2 separate regions of the Homo sapiens genome follow, and region 1 is linked to region 2. The links are chromatin loops, found by intact Hi-C in ENCODE. Cell type or tissue: adrenal gland. All regions are shown on one strand.

Region 1 (8,000 bases), 330 kb after region 2:
CTGTCCTTAAACAGTGCCCTGTCTCTTTTTCATTCCTCCCTTGAGTCTTTGTGTTGTGTTTCCTCATGAAAATACCCCCAAAGTAGCTTAATGAGATTTAGCAGAAACAGATCTTCCAGGTCATGGCCCATTCAAGACAACATTTTTTTCAACTTCTATTTTAAGTTCAGGGGTTCATGTGTAGGATGTGAAGGTTTGTTACATGTGTCATGGGGGTTTGGTACACAGATTATTTCATCACCCTGCTATTAAGCCTAGTATCCATTATATCTAGTTATAATATTTTTCCTGATCCCCTCCCTCCTCTCCAAGAGAACATTTTATTATTCCCTAGGCAGGTGGTTCTTAACATTTGCCAGTAAACTTTTAACTGGGAAGCCTCTTTAAAATGCAGAATCCTGGGCTCCACTCCCTATCGCCCTTTTCCCTACTAAAATTCAGGATGTCTAGGAAATTTGTATTTTTCACAAGACTCTAAGTGATCATCTCACACCAGTGGTCTCTGGGCCACTCTTGGAGAAATGTCTAAAAACATCTGACAGAGAATCACCTTAAACACTTACTTGTAAAAAGCTGATTCTTTTTTTAAATTTTTATTTTAATATTTATTTATTTATTTTTGAGATGGAGTCTTGCTCTGTCACCAAGGCAGGAGTGCAGTGGTGCAATCTTGGCTCACTGCAACCTCCGCCCCCTGGGTTCAAGCAATTCTCCTGCCTCAGCCTCCCTAGTAGTTGGGATTACAGGTGTGCACTACCATGCCTGGCTAATTTTTGTATTTTTAGTAGAGATGGGGTTTTGCCATGTTGGCCAGGCTGGCCTCAAATTCCTGACCTCAAGTGATCTGCCTGCCTTGGCCTCCCAAAGTGCTGGGATTACAGGTGTGAGGCACCGTGCCCAGCCAATTCTTTTTTTTTTTTTTTTTTTTTTTTGAGACCGTCTTGCTGTGTTGCCCAGGCTGGAGTGTAGCGATGCGATCTCAACTCCCTGCAACCTTCACCTCCTCCCCAGTTCAAGCAATTCTCATGCCTCAGCCTCCCAAGAAGCTGGGATTACAGACATGCACCACCACACCCAGCTAATTTTTGTGTTTTTGGTAGAGATTAGGTTTTGCCATGTTGCCCAGGCTGGTCTCGAACTCCGGGCCTCAAGCAATCTGCCTGCCTTGGCCTCCCAAAATGCTGAGATTACAGGCCTAAGCCACCATGCCTGGCCTAAAAAGCTGATTCTTGATCCCTGGCCCATACTATCTGAATCCGAATATTTGAGGTCAGAGCCTGGTAATATGCATTTTAACGTCATTCCCCACTTAATTCTTATGGATTCCAGAGAGCTTCCTCTGAGAAGTATTGTTCAATCTACTCTACATTAAAGGCCATAAAAGCTCTCTGTAGAGAGAAATAGAAACATGCAGGGCCCTCCTCTTTAATAAACATTGATTTTAAAATCCTTCCTAATCATTAGAATTTGTTCCCAGTTTATTGCGGATCTGAGCATATCCCGGGAAATGGCTGAGTTCTGAAGGTCAGTGGCCCTTATGCCCTCTGAGGTAGTCAGGATTACTGATGGGCCCATCCCACCTAGCCCCGGTTTGCTGACTAATCATCTTCAGGTTCATCAAACAGGAATCAGAACCTCAGGGCCAGGAGCGGTGGCTCACGTGGGTAATCCCAGCACTTTGGGAAGCCAAGGTAGGTGGATAACTTGAGGTCAGGAGTTCAAGACTAGTCTGGCCAATATGGTGAAACCCTGTCTCTACTAAAAATACAAATAGAAAAGTCAGCTGGGCGTGATGGTGGGTGCCTGTAATCCCAGGTACTCGGGAGGCTGAGGCAGAATTGCTTGAACCTTGGAGACAGAGGTTGCAGTGAGCCAAGATTGTGCCATTGCACTCCAGCCTGGGCAACAGAGCGAGACTATGTCTCAAAAAAAAAGAAAAAAAAAAAAAAAGGACCTCAGAAGCCTAAGTGGTGTTCAGAACCATCTTCCTGGATAATGGGGACTGTGGTTTTTCTGGGGCCAACCTCAGATCACCACTTGTCTTCCCAACTCTACCCCAAAACTCTGTCTAACATTTCATACCAGATGCAAGGTTTCTTTTCTTCCTTGAGACAGGATCTTGCTCTGTCACCCAAGCTAGAGTGCAATGGTGCCATCATAGCTCTCTGCAGCCTTAATCTCTGGGGCTCAAGCAATCCTCCCACCTCAGCCTCCCAAGTACCTGGGACTACAGGCACGCAACTGCCACATCTGGCTATTTTATTTATTTATTTATTTATTTCGAGATGGAGTCTCTGTTGCCCAGGCTGGAGTGCAGTGGTGTGATCTCGGCTCACTGCAACTTCCACTTCCCGGGTTCAAGTGATTCTCCTGCCTCAGCTTCCTGAGTAGCAAGGACGACAGGCATGTGCCACCATGCCTAGCTACCTTTTTTTTTTTTTTGTATTTTTAGTAGAGACAGAATTTCACCATGTTGACCAGGCTGGTCTCAAACTCCTGACCTCAAATGATCCGCCTGCCTCGGCTTCCCAAAGTGCTGGGATTGCAGGCATGAGCCACTGTGCCCAGCCTAATTTTAAAATATTTTAGTAGAGACGGGGTCTCATTATGTTGCCTAGACTGGTCTCGAACTCCTGGGCTCAAGCCATCCGCCCACCTCAGCCTCTCAAAATGTTGGGATTACAGGCGTGAGTTACCGCAACCGCCCCTCATTTAGTCTTAATTACCTCCTTAAAGGCCTTATCTTCAAATATAATTACATTAGGGGTTAGGGCTTCAACGAATGAATTTTGAGGGGGCACAATTCAGTCCTTAACAGCAGCTACGTGTGGCATGTTGCTGCTTTGTAGCTTCTCTTTTGGAGAATTATGAACTCCAAGTGTACTTTTCGAATCTGTAATCATTGAACTTACAATTATTATTATTATTATTTAGAGATGCGGCCTTTTTATGCGGCCCAGGCTGACCTTGAACTCCGGGGCTCAATCAATTCTCCTGCCTCAGCCTTTTGAGTAGGCGGGACTACAGGTGTACACCACTGCTGCCAGCTTACAACTTTTTTTTTTTTTTTTTTTTTTTTTGAGACAGAGTCTTGCTCTGTCGCCAGGCTGGAGTGCAGTGGCGCGATCTTGGCTCACTGCAACCTCCCCCTCCGAGGTTCAAGCGATTACCCTGCCTCAGCCTCCTGAGTTGCTGGTGAGAGGTGACAACGTGTTACCAGCCCTCGCTCACTCTCCGCGCCTCCTCGGCCTTGGCGTCCGCTCTGGTCGCACTCGAGGAGCCCTTCAGCCCGCCGCTGCGCTATGAGGGCCCCTCTCTGGGGCTGGCCGAGGCCGGAGCCGGCTCCCTGTGCTCGCGGGGAAGTGTGAAGAGAAACGCGCGGGCGGAGCCAGGGCTGCGCAAGGCGCTCGCTAGCCGGCGCGGGTTCCGGGTGGGCGCAGGCTCGGCTGGCCCCGCACTGGGCGCGGCGGCCGGTTCCTGCTGGGCTTGATCTCGGGATGAGCTCCTTCTGGGCTACCGGAGTGCCCAGGCTGGGTGACGCAAAGTCCCGGCGAGTGCCAGCGTGCCAGTGAGAGGTGAAGCTGGCTGGGCTTCTGGGATGGGTGGGGACTTGGAGAACTTTTCAGCCTAGCTAAAGGATTGTAAATGCACCAGTCAGCACTCTGTGTCTAGCTAGAGGTTTGTGAACGCACCAATCAGCGCTCTGTGTCTAGCTAAAGGTTTGTAAACGCACCAATCAGCGCTCTGTGTCTAGCTAGTCAGTGGGGACTTGGAGAAATTTTGTGTCTAGCTAAGTAATTGTAAATGCACCAATCACCACTCTGTCTAGCTCAAGGTTTATAAACGCACCAATCAGCACCCTGTCAAAACGGACCCATCAGCTCTCTGTAAAATGGGCCAATCAGCTCTCTGTAAAATGGACCAATCAGCAGGATGTGGGTAGGGTCAGATAAGGGAATAAAGGCAGGCCACCAGAGCAAGCAGCGGCAACTTGCTTGGGTTGTCTTCGATGGTATGGGAGCTTTGTTCTTTTGATCTTTGGAATAAATGTTGTTGCTGCTTTCTCTTTGGGCCTGCGCCACCTTTAGGAGCTGTAACACTCACCATGAAGGTCTGCAGCTTCACTCCTGAAGCCAGCGAGACCACGAACCTACTGGAAGGAATGAACAATTCCAGATGCGCTGCTTTTAAGAGCTGTGACATTCACCATAAGGGTCTGTGGCTTCATTCAGCGAGACCAAGAACCGACTGATTACGGGGACACTGGGTCTACAGGTGTGCACCACCACACCCAGCTAATTTTTATATTTTTTAGTAGATAGGGGGTTTCATCATGTTGTCCAGGATGGTCTCGATCTCTTGACCTCGTGATCCACCGGCCTCGGCCTCCCAAAGTGCTAGGATTACAGGCGTGAGCCAAGCCACCGGGCCTGGCCACTTACAACATTTTTATAAACAATATTTTAAAGCAATAAATCTCCCTTTCCTCATGGAAGAAATGTGAAAATTCTTGAGGCTTCCTTTTCTTGTGAAAATAGCACACAAGGAAAGATGCATAAACATAAATGTACAGTTTAACAAATAATGAGAAGGCAATTATCTCTAAAGCTGCTAACCAGGTTAAGAAATAGAACACTGCCTGCAAGTCAGAAGCCACCATGTACCTTCCAAATCACAGCCCCCTCTCTCCCTTCAAAGGTAACCACTGTCTTGTCTTTCATGATATTCACTGTTCTTTATTTTTTTTTATTACACTGTTTGGCATACAGGGTCCTCAGTGAAAGAAATAAAGATTCCATATGATTACGGAGCTCAAATTCTAACAATAGATGATGATCAAAACAATAAACATAATAAACTATAGGATGTTAGAAGGTGATAAGTGCTGAAATAGATTAGAGCAGGGTAAGGGGGTTGTCAGCACAGGTGTCAGAAGCAGCAGTTTTGAAAAGGGTACTTGGCAAAGCCTTGACGGAGGTGGGCAAGTTATCTGGATGTTTGGAAGATGGATGTTGCAGGTAGTAGGAACAGCTAAGGTAAAGGCAGGTGGTGGTGTATTAGTTTCCCAAGGTACCACGCTGGGGGATTCACAATGGAAATTTGTTCTCTCCCAGTCCTGGAGGCTATAAGTCTGAAATCAAGGTGTCAGCAGTATTGGTGCTTTTTTGGAGGCTCTGAAGAGAGTCTGTTCATTCCCTTTTTTTTCTTTCTTTCTTTCTTTTTTTTTTTTTTTTTTTTTTTTGAGAGTCTCATTCTGTTGCCCAGGTTGGAGTTGCAGTGGCACGATCATAGCTCACTGCAGCCTTGATCTTCTGGGCTCAAGAGATCCCCCTGCCTCAGCCTTCTGAGTAGCTGGGAACAGGTGCATACCACCATGCCCAGCTAATTTTTAATTTTTTTGTAAAAGAGATGGGGTTTCACTACGTTGCCCAGGCTGGTCTTGAATTCCTGAGCTCAAACAATCCTTTCGCTTTGGCCTCCCAAAGTGCTGAGATTACAGGCATGAGCCACCACACCTGGAGTAATTCCTTATTTCTTTTACCTTCTGATCCTTGTGAGCAACCCCTAGCATTCCTTGGCTTGTGGACACATTGCTCCAGGCTCGCCTCTATGGTCACATGGTGTTCTTTCTGTGTATCTATATGTGTCATAAGTACACTAGAGATTAGATTTAGGGCCTATTCTAAACCTGATTAGATGAGGTCACCTGCAAAGTTGGCCTGATTAGATGGTCATTTGCAAAGACCCTATTTTTAAACAAGGTCACATTCACATGTATAGCATGTATAGGGAGTTAGGACTTCAACATATCTTTTTAGGGGACACAATTCAACCCATAGCAGGTGGGAGTATGCTGGGCAGGCTTAAGAAAGAGCACGAAGGTCATGGAGGGAAAAGCAGAGCAAGCAAATGAAGATTGGTATGAGTGGAGGTTATAAAAGCTGTGTGTGGCCGGGCGCGGTTGCTCACGCCTGTAATCCCAGCACTTTGGGAGGCCGAGGCGGGCAGATCACGAGGTCAGGAAATCGAGACCATCCTGGCTAACATGGTGAAACCCCATCTCTACTAAAAATACAAAAAAAAAATTAGCCGGGTGCGGTGGCGGGTGCCTGTAGTCCCAGCTACTTGGGAGGCTGAGGCAGGAAAACAGTGTGAACCTGAGAGGTGGAGCTTGCAGTGAGCCGAGATCGCGCCACTGGACTCCAGCCTGGGCGACAGATAGAGACTCCGTCTCAAAAAATAAAAAATAAATAAATAAAAATAAATAAAAGCTGTGTGTGTGAGTGTGAGTGAGAGAGACAGAGAGAAGAGATCAGATATGATCTGTGGGTCACTGTGAGGACTTCGGTTGTTTTCTCTGAATGAAAAGAGAACCATTGGCCGGGCTCAGTGGCTTATGCCTGTATTCCCAGCACTTTGGGAGGCCGAGGCAGGTGGCTCACTTGAAGTCAGTTCGAGACCAGCCTGGCCAACATGGTGAAACCCCATCTGTACTAAAAATACAAAAATTAGCCGGGTGTGGTGGCATGTGCCTGTAACCCCAGCTACTTGGGAGGCTGAAGCGCGAGAATCACTTGAACCCAGGAGACAGAGGTTGTGGTGAGCCGAGATTGCACTGCTGCACTCCAGCCTGGGTGACAGGGCAAGATTCCATGTCAAAAAAAAAAAAAAAAAGGAACCACTGCAGGATTTGAGCAGACAGACATGATCTGGCTTACAATTTGAACAGCTCACTCTGCTGTGTTGAGGAAAATTGTAATGTCCAAGATTTACCTGTCTGTTGCTAGGATATCTAGCATCAGATACATAGCTTGTCAGAGGTGGTGCAGGGATCCAAACCCAGGCAGTTTGGTAGCAGGGCCCATGCATCTGACTCCCTCACTGTGCTGTTAGCTATGGCATGCCTTTATCCTGGTGTTGAAGTCCAGCCTGATTTCAGGCATCATGGGCGGGCAGCTTCTCTACTCTCCCTGCTTCTTCGACTCACCAGCTTTAGATTCCAAAACCATGGAGGGAGCCAAGGTCAGGGCAAGAGTGTGTGTCTTAACCAACCTGGCCAGAGAAAGAGGGGTCTGGCCTTTTTGTAATGCACATGGTCTTTGCTCTTGCATTTCTGTGTCCTAATCTTGTTTTATAAGAACACCAGTCATATTGGATTAGGACCCACCCCTGTGACCTTATTTTACCCTAATTACCTCTTTGAAAGGCCCTATCTTCAAATAAAGTCACAGTCTGAGATACTGGGGTTTAGGATCTCAACACATTAATTTTGGGGACCAGGGATACAAATCTCCCAGTAACAGGAACCATCTTAGAATTCTGCCTACTGCCAGGTGCGGTGGCTCACTCCTGTAATCCCAGCAATTTGGGAGGCTGAGGTGGGTGGATCATTTGAGGTCAGGAGTTCAAGACCAGCCTGGCCAACATGGTGAAACCCTGTCTCTACTAAAAATACAAAAATTAGCCAGGTGTGGCAGGCGCCTGTAGTCCCAGCTACACGGGAGGCTGAGGGAGGAGAGTTGCTTGAACCCAGGAGGCGGAGGTTGCAGTGAGCTGAAATTGTGCCACTGCACTCCAGCCTGGGCGGCAGAGTGAGACTCAGTCTCAGAAAAAAAAAAAAAGCTGCCTATCACACCTACATTTTGGCTAGAGTTGTAAGACCAGTACTAGTTTTTAATGAAACTTACTACAAAGTCATTAATTGTCACACTCTGCTTGTGGGGTTTCAAGTCTTCTTTTAAAGACTCACACTTTGCAAAATGTAAAGCATTTTCTGGAATTTGAAGTATTATTCTGAACATGTCCAGTTTCATGAAATTTTATTTATTTGAGACAGGGGCTCGCTCTATTTCCCATGCTGGACTGCAGAGGCACTATCTTGGCTCACAGCAACTTCTGTCTCTCAGGCTCAAGTGATCTTCCCACCTCAGCCTCCTGAGTAGCTGGGACTACAGGCAGGCACCACCATGTTTGGCTAATATGTATATATTTTTAGATTT
Region 2 (8,000 bases):
ACCCAGAGGTAAAGCTTGGCCTTATCCACCTCATCACCTTTTCTCTGATCTATTATCAAGCAGAGAGGAACTACTGAACTTTTCACTTATTAGAAGTGCGCATGTTCCTTAATTCTTATGATTCAATAAACAGCCAAGCTTGGAGAGAGGTACTGGGAAATAACGGAGCTTTGCTCCTGCCAAGTCTGTATTACACATCAGATGGAGTCAGATTCTTAACAGGCGCACTGGAGCCTCTCCCTGGGGTCTCCTTTCCAAGCCCTGCTCCATTTCCCACTTGAATGTCTTTAAAGAGTCACAACTTTATTCATTCATCAAGCAAACAAATATTTACTGCGCACCTACTATATCTTCCAGGCTTTTAAAGAAACGCTAGAGTGTCTTTTGAAGGAACTCTTCTATCTACTATACTCTCCACTTATCTTAAAATAAGTTAAATTTCACATATTTAATCACAAATATTTATTGAACACTACTACTTAGAGAAGAACCTTACTGAGTGCGAAAAAGGTATATATTGTATTGAAGACAAAAGAATCCAGAGCTCTGGGGAATCTGCATTTTTAAAAAATATAATAGAATGTGTTGAATTTAAAATAGGTGTCTCGAAACAATATTTACGTGGAAAAAAAGTCACTAGAGAGACCAAATGGAATGGTAAATTTGACTGCTAATTGTTACAGTTCACAATAACTTAATGATAAAATATAGGCAGATAGCATGAAAAATTACATTATCTCATGGAGCCAATTTATACAGGACCAGGGTAAAAATTATGGATGCTTGAGCACTGAAAAGTCATGATTCCTTCTATCATATGTATTTCCAGATCAAAATAATATTAAGCTTTCATTAAAATAAATACAAATAAGTCCAATACATTTTTTATTTTTCCAATGATAACTTTACTTTTCTCCTGTCCATTTTGGTAGCTACTAGCCACATATGACAATTTGTATTAAATAAAATTAACAATTTTCTTTCTCAGTGTTAAACTAGGCCCATTTCAAGTGCTCAATAGTCACATGTGACCAATAACTACATTATTAAAAAGAACAGATATAGAACTTTTTTGTGTGTGTGACAGGGTCTTGCTAGGCTGGTCTTGAACTCCTGGGCTCAAGCTATCTTCCAACTTGGATCTACCAAAGTGCTAGGATTATAGTTATGAGCCACCACCATGCCTGGCCAAGAACATTTTCATTATCACAAAAAGTTCTATTACACAGTGCTGACTTAAATGCTTTATGAAAATACATAACAAATATTTTCAAAAATGATTTTCTCTTTTTTCTTCTTCTCTACAAATATGCTTGGTGAGAAATCCAGGAAATATAAGAAATGCATGGAATATAAGATGTAGGCTGAGCGTGGACGTTCACGCCTGTAATCCCAGGACTTTGGGAGGCCGAGGTGGGTGGATCATGAGATCACGAGTTTGAGACCAGCCTGGCCAACATGGTGAAACCCTGTCTCTACTAAAAATACAAAAATTAGCCCAGCATGGTTGTGCACGCCTGTCATCCCAGCTACTCAGGAGGCTGAGGCAAAAGAATTGCTTGAACTCAGGAGAAGGAGGTTGCAGTGAGCTGAGATTGTGCCACTGCACTCCAGCCTGGGCGACACAGCAAGACTCCGTCTTAAAAAAAATGATATAACACTAAAACACATTAACAGAACACAGATATGTTTAGATATGTTTTTCTGAAAAGGTAGCAAAAACAGAACTCATTATTATTATCAGTGTCAAATCTGTATTATTATTATTAGGGACAGGGTCTCACTCTGTCACCCAAACTGAAGTGCAGTGAGCCAAGATTGTGCCACTGCAACCTCTGCCTCCCAGGCTCAAGTTATCCTCCCACCTCAGCCTCCTGAGTAGCTGGGACCACAGGTGCATGCCACCATACTCAGCTAATTTTTGTATTTTTAGTAGAGACAGAGTTTCACTATGTTGCCAAACTGGTCTCTAACTCCTGGGCTCGTGCAATCTGCCTGTTTGGCCTCCCAAAGTGCTGGAATTACAGGTGTGAGCCACTGTGCCTGGCTATGATTTGTTTATTTAATCAATGACTGCATCAGTATGTTGTTTGTTAAGACTTCCAGTGAAATAAACTAGAACTAGGCTAATTTTCTGTTATTTATTATGTTGAAAAAACACATTTTGTTTTGTTTTGTTTTTAGTTTCTACTGATAACAGTTAAACAATTTTAAGGAAAAAAATATGCATTGTATTGGCAAGTATCTCATTATTTATTTAAGACCCAGCTCAAATACAGCTTTTCTTTGAAGACTTCTCTGATTATCTAGAAAAGTATGTGTCCTTATAATCTTCCAATACATTCTTCTTTCCGTGTTTTATTGCTGTTATTTGCATTATTATAGTGTCTTCCCCAGCAGACAGTTGGATTGGGAGTTCTGGGAGGATGAGAACCATATTCTCAGGCCTGACACAGTGACTGGGACTCAATACGGTGTTCATCTGGGAACATGGCTGCTGGCCAGTTCTGGGATTTTTAGCTATGGGAAGGACATGTGGCACTTAGGAATTTTGTTTCACATCTGTTGTGAAACTTCCCGCTGTCAAAGTGTTTGAGATTGTTATTGTCATCTTCATTTTAGACACAATACAGACTAGGTGCCGTGGCTCGCGCCTGTAATCTCAGCACTTTGGGAGACCGAAGCGAGTGGCTCACCTGAGGTCAGGAGTTCGAGACCAGCCTGACCAACATAGAGAAACCCCGTCTCTACTAAAAATACAAAATTAGCCGGGCTTGGTGGTGCACGCCTGTAATCCCAGCTACTTGGGAGGCTGAGGCAGGAGAAACGCTTGAACCCGGGAGGTAGAGTTTGCAGTGAGCTGAGATTGTGTCACTGCACTCCAGCCTGGGTGACAGAGTGAGACTCCATCTAAAAAAAAAAAAAAAAAAAAGACACAGTACAGATAAATTAAATGACTTTTCAAAAGGTACGCAATGAATAAAAGTCTGGGCTGTAATGAAATTTTCAGTCCTTAGTGTTCTAAAGTGATGTTATGCCCTTCCTTGAGGTTGCCTCCCTTAAGGTGTCTATTAAGAAATCAAATTCATAGGCCGGCACAGTGGCTCACGCCTGCAATCTCAGCACTTTGGAAGGCCGAGGCGGGCAGATCATAAGGTCAGGAGTTCAAGACCAGTGTGGCCAACATAGTGAAATCCCGTCTCTACCAAAAATACAAAAATTTGCCGGGCATGGTGGTGCGCCCCTGTAGTCCCAGCTACTCAGGAGGCTGAGGCAGGAGAATCACTTGAACCTGGGAGGCGGAGGTTGCGGTGAGCCGAGATCGCCCCACTGCACTCCAGCCTGGGCTACAGAGCGAGACTCCGTCTCAAAAAAAAAAAAAAAAGGAAAAGGAAAAAGAAATCAAATTCATACTTTTTCCTGGTATAAGGCAGATATTTTAAGGTAGAAGGAAAAGTGACAAATCTTACATAAAACTCTAGAAGAAAGGCTACTGTTGTTTGAACCTCGTGTCAAGGCTTACTTTAAGAAAGAGCCATTTCATTCGCTTTTTTTGGTTTCTATTTCTACCAACTTGGAGGCAGAGCGCTTCGTCACTACTGCTGTTTTACCAATATATTCCAGCAGAGGGCGCTCCAAGCATTTTACAACGTTTCCAATGGCGCCTTCGATTCCCCCTTCCCCCGCACCCTCCTCCCCACCGACCCGCCCCGCGGCCCGCAACCTCTCCGCTCTCATCCCAAAGACTTGTGTTTTGGCCTAATCCTTCTGGTGCCAAGTCATTGAAAGGTCCTGTTTACCCCTCGGGTTGTATTAGGAGCTGATAGGGTTTGAGAGATATTCTGCATTTTATCACACCTCTCCATATTCAATTCAGCAGGTCATATTTAAATATGAAATATAGAGGATAATTTTCAATGCTTGATTAGCTATAGAGATCATGCTAGGTGACGATTAAATGATAACAATTATGCTTTTTCTCCACCCTGCCCCCCAAAGTGTAGTTTATTCAATTCATCTCAAATGATGACAAAGGGATATTTTTATACTTTCTTCATTTGGCACCTCAAATACAGCCATGTGTTACTTAACAAGATTCTGAGAAATGCATCACTTTGTCTTGTGAACATCAGGGAATGTGCTTATACAAGCCTAGATGGTATAGCCTACTACACACCTAGGCTATATGGTCTAGCCTACTGCTCCTAGGCTACAAACCCACATGGCATGTTACTGGACTGAATACTGTAGGCAACTAGAATACGGTGGTATTTGTGTACCTAAACGTAGGAAAGGTACACTAAAAATACGGTATAAAAGATAAAAAATGATACTTGTATAGGGCACTTACCCTCAATGGAGCATGCAGGACTGGAAGTTGCTCTGGGTGAGTCAGGGAGTGAGTGGTGAGTGAATGTGAAGGCCTAGGACATTACTGTACACTATGTAGACTTTACAAACACTGTACAGTCAGGCTACACTATAAATAAAATATATTTATTTATTCAAATATTTATTCTTTCTCTGGTAATAAACCAACCCTAGCTTACTGTAATTATTTTACTTTATAAACTTTATAAACTTTAGAACACACTGTACAGCCATTCAAAAATATTTTCTTTCTTTGTATCTGTATTCTTTAAGCTTTTTTATTCTTTTCTTTTCTTTTTAAACTGTTGGTTAAAAACGAAGACACAAGCACACATTAGCCTAGGACTACACAGTGTCAGGATCGTCAATATCACTGTCTTCATCTCCACATCTTGCCCCACTGGGAAAGTCTTCCGGGGCAATAACCCACATGGAGTTGTCATCTCTATGATAACAATACCTTCTTCTGGAATACCTCCTGGAGGACCTGCCCCAGGCTGTTTTATGGTTAACTTTTTTTGAAATAAGTAGGAGTATACTCTAAAATAGCAATAAAAAGTATAGTAAATAAACCAGTAACATAGTCATTTCTTATCAAGTATTATAGAATATACATAATTGTATCTGCTATACTTTTATACCACTGGCAACACAGTAGGTTTGTTTACACCAACATCACAATATGCACATGAGCTTGAGTAATGCGTTGTGCAGGACATTATCATGGCTATGACGTCACTAAGGGATAGGAATTTTTCAGCTCCACTATAATCTTTTTTTTTTTTTTTGAGACAGAGACTCACTCTGTTGCCAGGCTGAGTGCAGTGGTACGACCTCCGCTCAGTGCAACCTCTGCCTCCCAGGTTCAAGCAATTCTCCTGCCTCAGCCTCCTGAGTAGCTGGGACTACAGGTGTGCACCACCACGCCCAGCTAATTTTTGTATTTTTTAGTAGAGATGCAGTTTTACCATGTTGGTCAGGATGGTCTCAATCTCTTGACCTTGTGATCCGCCCACCTTGGCCTCCCAAAGTGCTTGGGTTACAGGCGTGAGCCACCACACCCAGCCAGCTGCACTATAATCTTATGACACCACCCATACATGCAGTCCTTTGTTGACCAAAACATCCTTATGTGATTTATGATTGTACTTTAAAGTATCTCTACATCTACAGTATGGACCCAGAACTCATTCTACTCTAAATGTAGTTCTTCATCCAATAAGTGAACACTGATTGTGACAAATAGTTGGCTCACTTGCATTTTTGGTAGTTTATGTAATGTCTAAACAATGACAAAGAATGCATTGTCGAGTGCTTCTAAAAGATACATTTAGCCTGAAATTAGTATTTTTTAAAATATTGTTTAAAATAGAAAATCAAAGAATGAAAAAAGAAAATGGAAAAATATTTATCAAGTATCTTCAATCAAGATTTTGTAGGCATAAGTGGTAACGTGATAAAAATTGATTTTATAAAAAACCTAGGCAGACCAAAGATTTAAATATACAATGTAAAATTCAAAATTTTAGAAGAAAATATCGTTATGTCCCAGAAATAGGAAATATTTCTCAAAGAAGATATAAAAGAAACTCAACCCACTAGGTAAATAGGTGAAGTCTGATCAGTTTGTTTACATTCTTTTATTTTTATTTTTTGAGAGAGTCTCACTCTGTTGCCCAGGTTGGAGTACAGTGCACAGTCTCAGCGCACTGCAACCTCTGCCTCCCGGATTCAAGCCATTCTCGTGTCTCAGCCTCCCGAGTAGCTGGAATAAAGGTGCGTGCCACAACGCCCAGCTAATTTTTGTTGGGGTTTCACCATGTTGGTTAGGCTGGTCTCAAACTCCTGACCTCAAGTGATCCACCCGCCTCGGCCTCCCAAAGTGCTGGGATTATAGGCATGAGCCACGCACCCGGTCAGTTTGATTACATTCTAATCAAAAGCTACCTCCCATTGGAGTTTGAGATCAGCCTGGGCAACATGGTAAAACCCTGTCTCTACTAAAAATACAAAAAAATTAGCCAGGCATGGTGGCCTGTGCCTGTAATCCCAGCTACTCGGGAGGCTGAGGCAAGGAGAATTGCTTGAACCCTGGAGGCGAAGGTTGCAGTGAGCCAAGATCATGTCACTACACCCCAGCCTTGGCGACAAAGCAAGACTCCATCTCAAAAAAGAAAAATAAAAAGATACCATTGGAAAGCAAGATTATCAAAAGATATCACTAAAAAGTAAGACAAGTCACAAACTGGAAGAAGATATTTAATACTCACATAATGTACAGAAGATTACTACTCAGAATATTTAAAAATTACACCTAAAAAAAACTAATTGGAAAAAAAAACCTAATAGAAAAATGGACCAACAAATTGAACATGGATTTTACAAAAAGGAGATCTGAATTGGTAATAAATATATTAAACATATTAAAACCTCATTCATAACTAGATAAGTGCAAATTATGATCACAAGATTAGGGAAAAATTAAAACCACAAGATACTATTTTATGTCTACCACTGGTATAAATTAAGAAGTCTGGTAAAACCAAGTCTTGGCCAGAATGTACGATCACTGGAGTCCTCAGAAAACTACCTTAAAAGTGTGCATTGATATGACAATCTTGGAAGACAATTTGGCATTTTTTAGTTACATCGAAGTCATGCATATTGTAAAACCAGCAATTCCACTTCTGGAGAAACTCTTGTATTTGCTATGTACCCTTATACATATACACGAGTGTCCATAGCAGCATTGTCTGTAATTGAAAAAACTTGGAAGTAATCCAAGTATCCATCAACAAGATGAGTAAATTATGGTATATTCATATGATGAAATAGTATGTAGCAGTGAAAGATGAAGAAACCACAGCCATGTGTATCAACAGGGATGAATCTCACAAATACAATAAGAATAAGAAAAGCAGATTGGAGAAAGATACATACAGTATGATTCTGTCCATTTAAATTTCAAACACATGCAAACTAAATGCAAATAGGGTACAACTACAAAGAAATACATGAGAAAAATAAATATCACATTCAGATAGTGTTTACTATGGGAGAAAGAGAGATGTGTTTGGAAAGGAGCACACAGAGGTAAGTGCACAGTTCTATTTAATTATCCTTTTTATACACTCATAAAGAATAATTAACCTCATATACCAGTAAGTATAGGAAATGTATAATTATTTTTGAATATTAGAAATTATTAGCTTTGAAAGGGAGATGTCATCAATAGAATGTGGTATGTTTATGTTAGATTCATGGTTATAGAAATAAAGCATTAGGAGAAAATCTGTGAGATAGTGTGAACAATAAAAGTGGACAATCAACCGGGCATGGTGGCTCACGCCTATAATCTCAGCACTTTGGGAGGCCGAGGCAGGCAGATCACTTGTGGTCAGGAGTTCGAGACCAGCCTGGCCAACATGGCGAAACCTCGTCTCTACCAAAAACTAAAAAAATTGGCTGGGCATGGTGGTTCACGCCTGTAGTCCCAGCTGCTCGGGAAGCTGAGGCAGGAGAATCGCTTGAACCTGGGAGGCAGAGGTTGCAGTGAGCTGAGATTGCGTCACTGCACTCCAGCCTGGGTGACAGAGCGAGACTCCATCTCAAAAAAAAAAAAGAAGTAT

What was found. A loop is a pair of places that touch in the nucleus more often than their neighbours do. Peaks named below come from ENCODE experiments on the same cell type or tissue, not always from the same donor. Only the 100,000 strongest peaks of a DNase experiment are listed, where the experiment ranks them.
Region 1: a loop joins it to region 2, with 4 times the contacts of the local background. A loop is called at or near these places in 16 of 110 quality-filtered maps.

The regions. Positions count from the first base shown.
Region 1 is chr4:86,899,661-86,907,660 of GRCh38, reverse strand. It overlaps a transcript of C4orf36 not described here. Among named protein-coding and RNA genes, the nearest start is that of C4orf36, 11 kb to the right of the region's middle. In adrenal gland, no CTCF peak of the experiment used is centred here; a DNase peak (open chromatin) is centred at 3,400; H3K4me3 peaks cover 1,057 bases; H3K27ac peaks cover 393 bases.
Region 2 is chr4:87,231,596-87,239,595 of GRCh38, reverse strand. It overlaps a transcript of KLHL8 not described here. Among named protein-coding and RNA genes, the nearest start is that of KLHL8, 15 kb to the right of the region's middle. RefSeq lists a silencer at 3,584-3,683 and enhancers at 3,505-3,799, 3,774-3,883. In adrenal gland, CTCF peaks have their summits at 3,396 and 3,603 (motif pointing right); a DNase peak (open chromatin) is centred at 3,705; H3K4me3 peaks cover 995 bases; H3K27ac peaks cover 558 bases.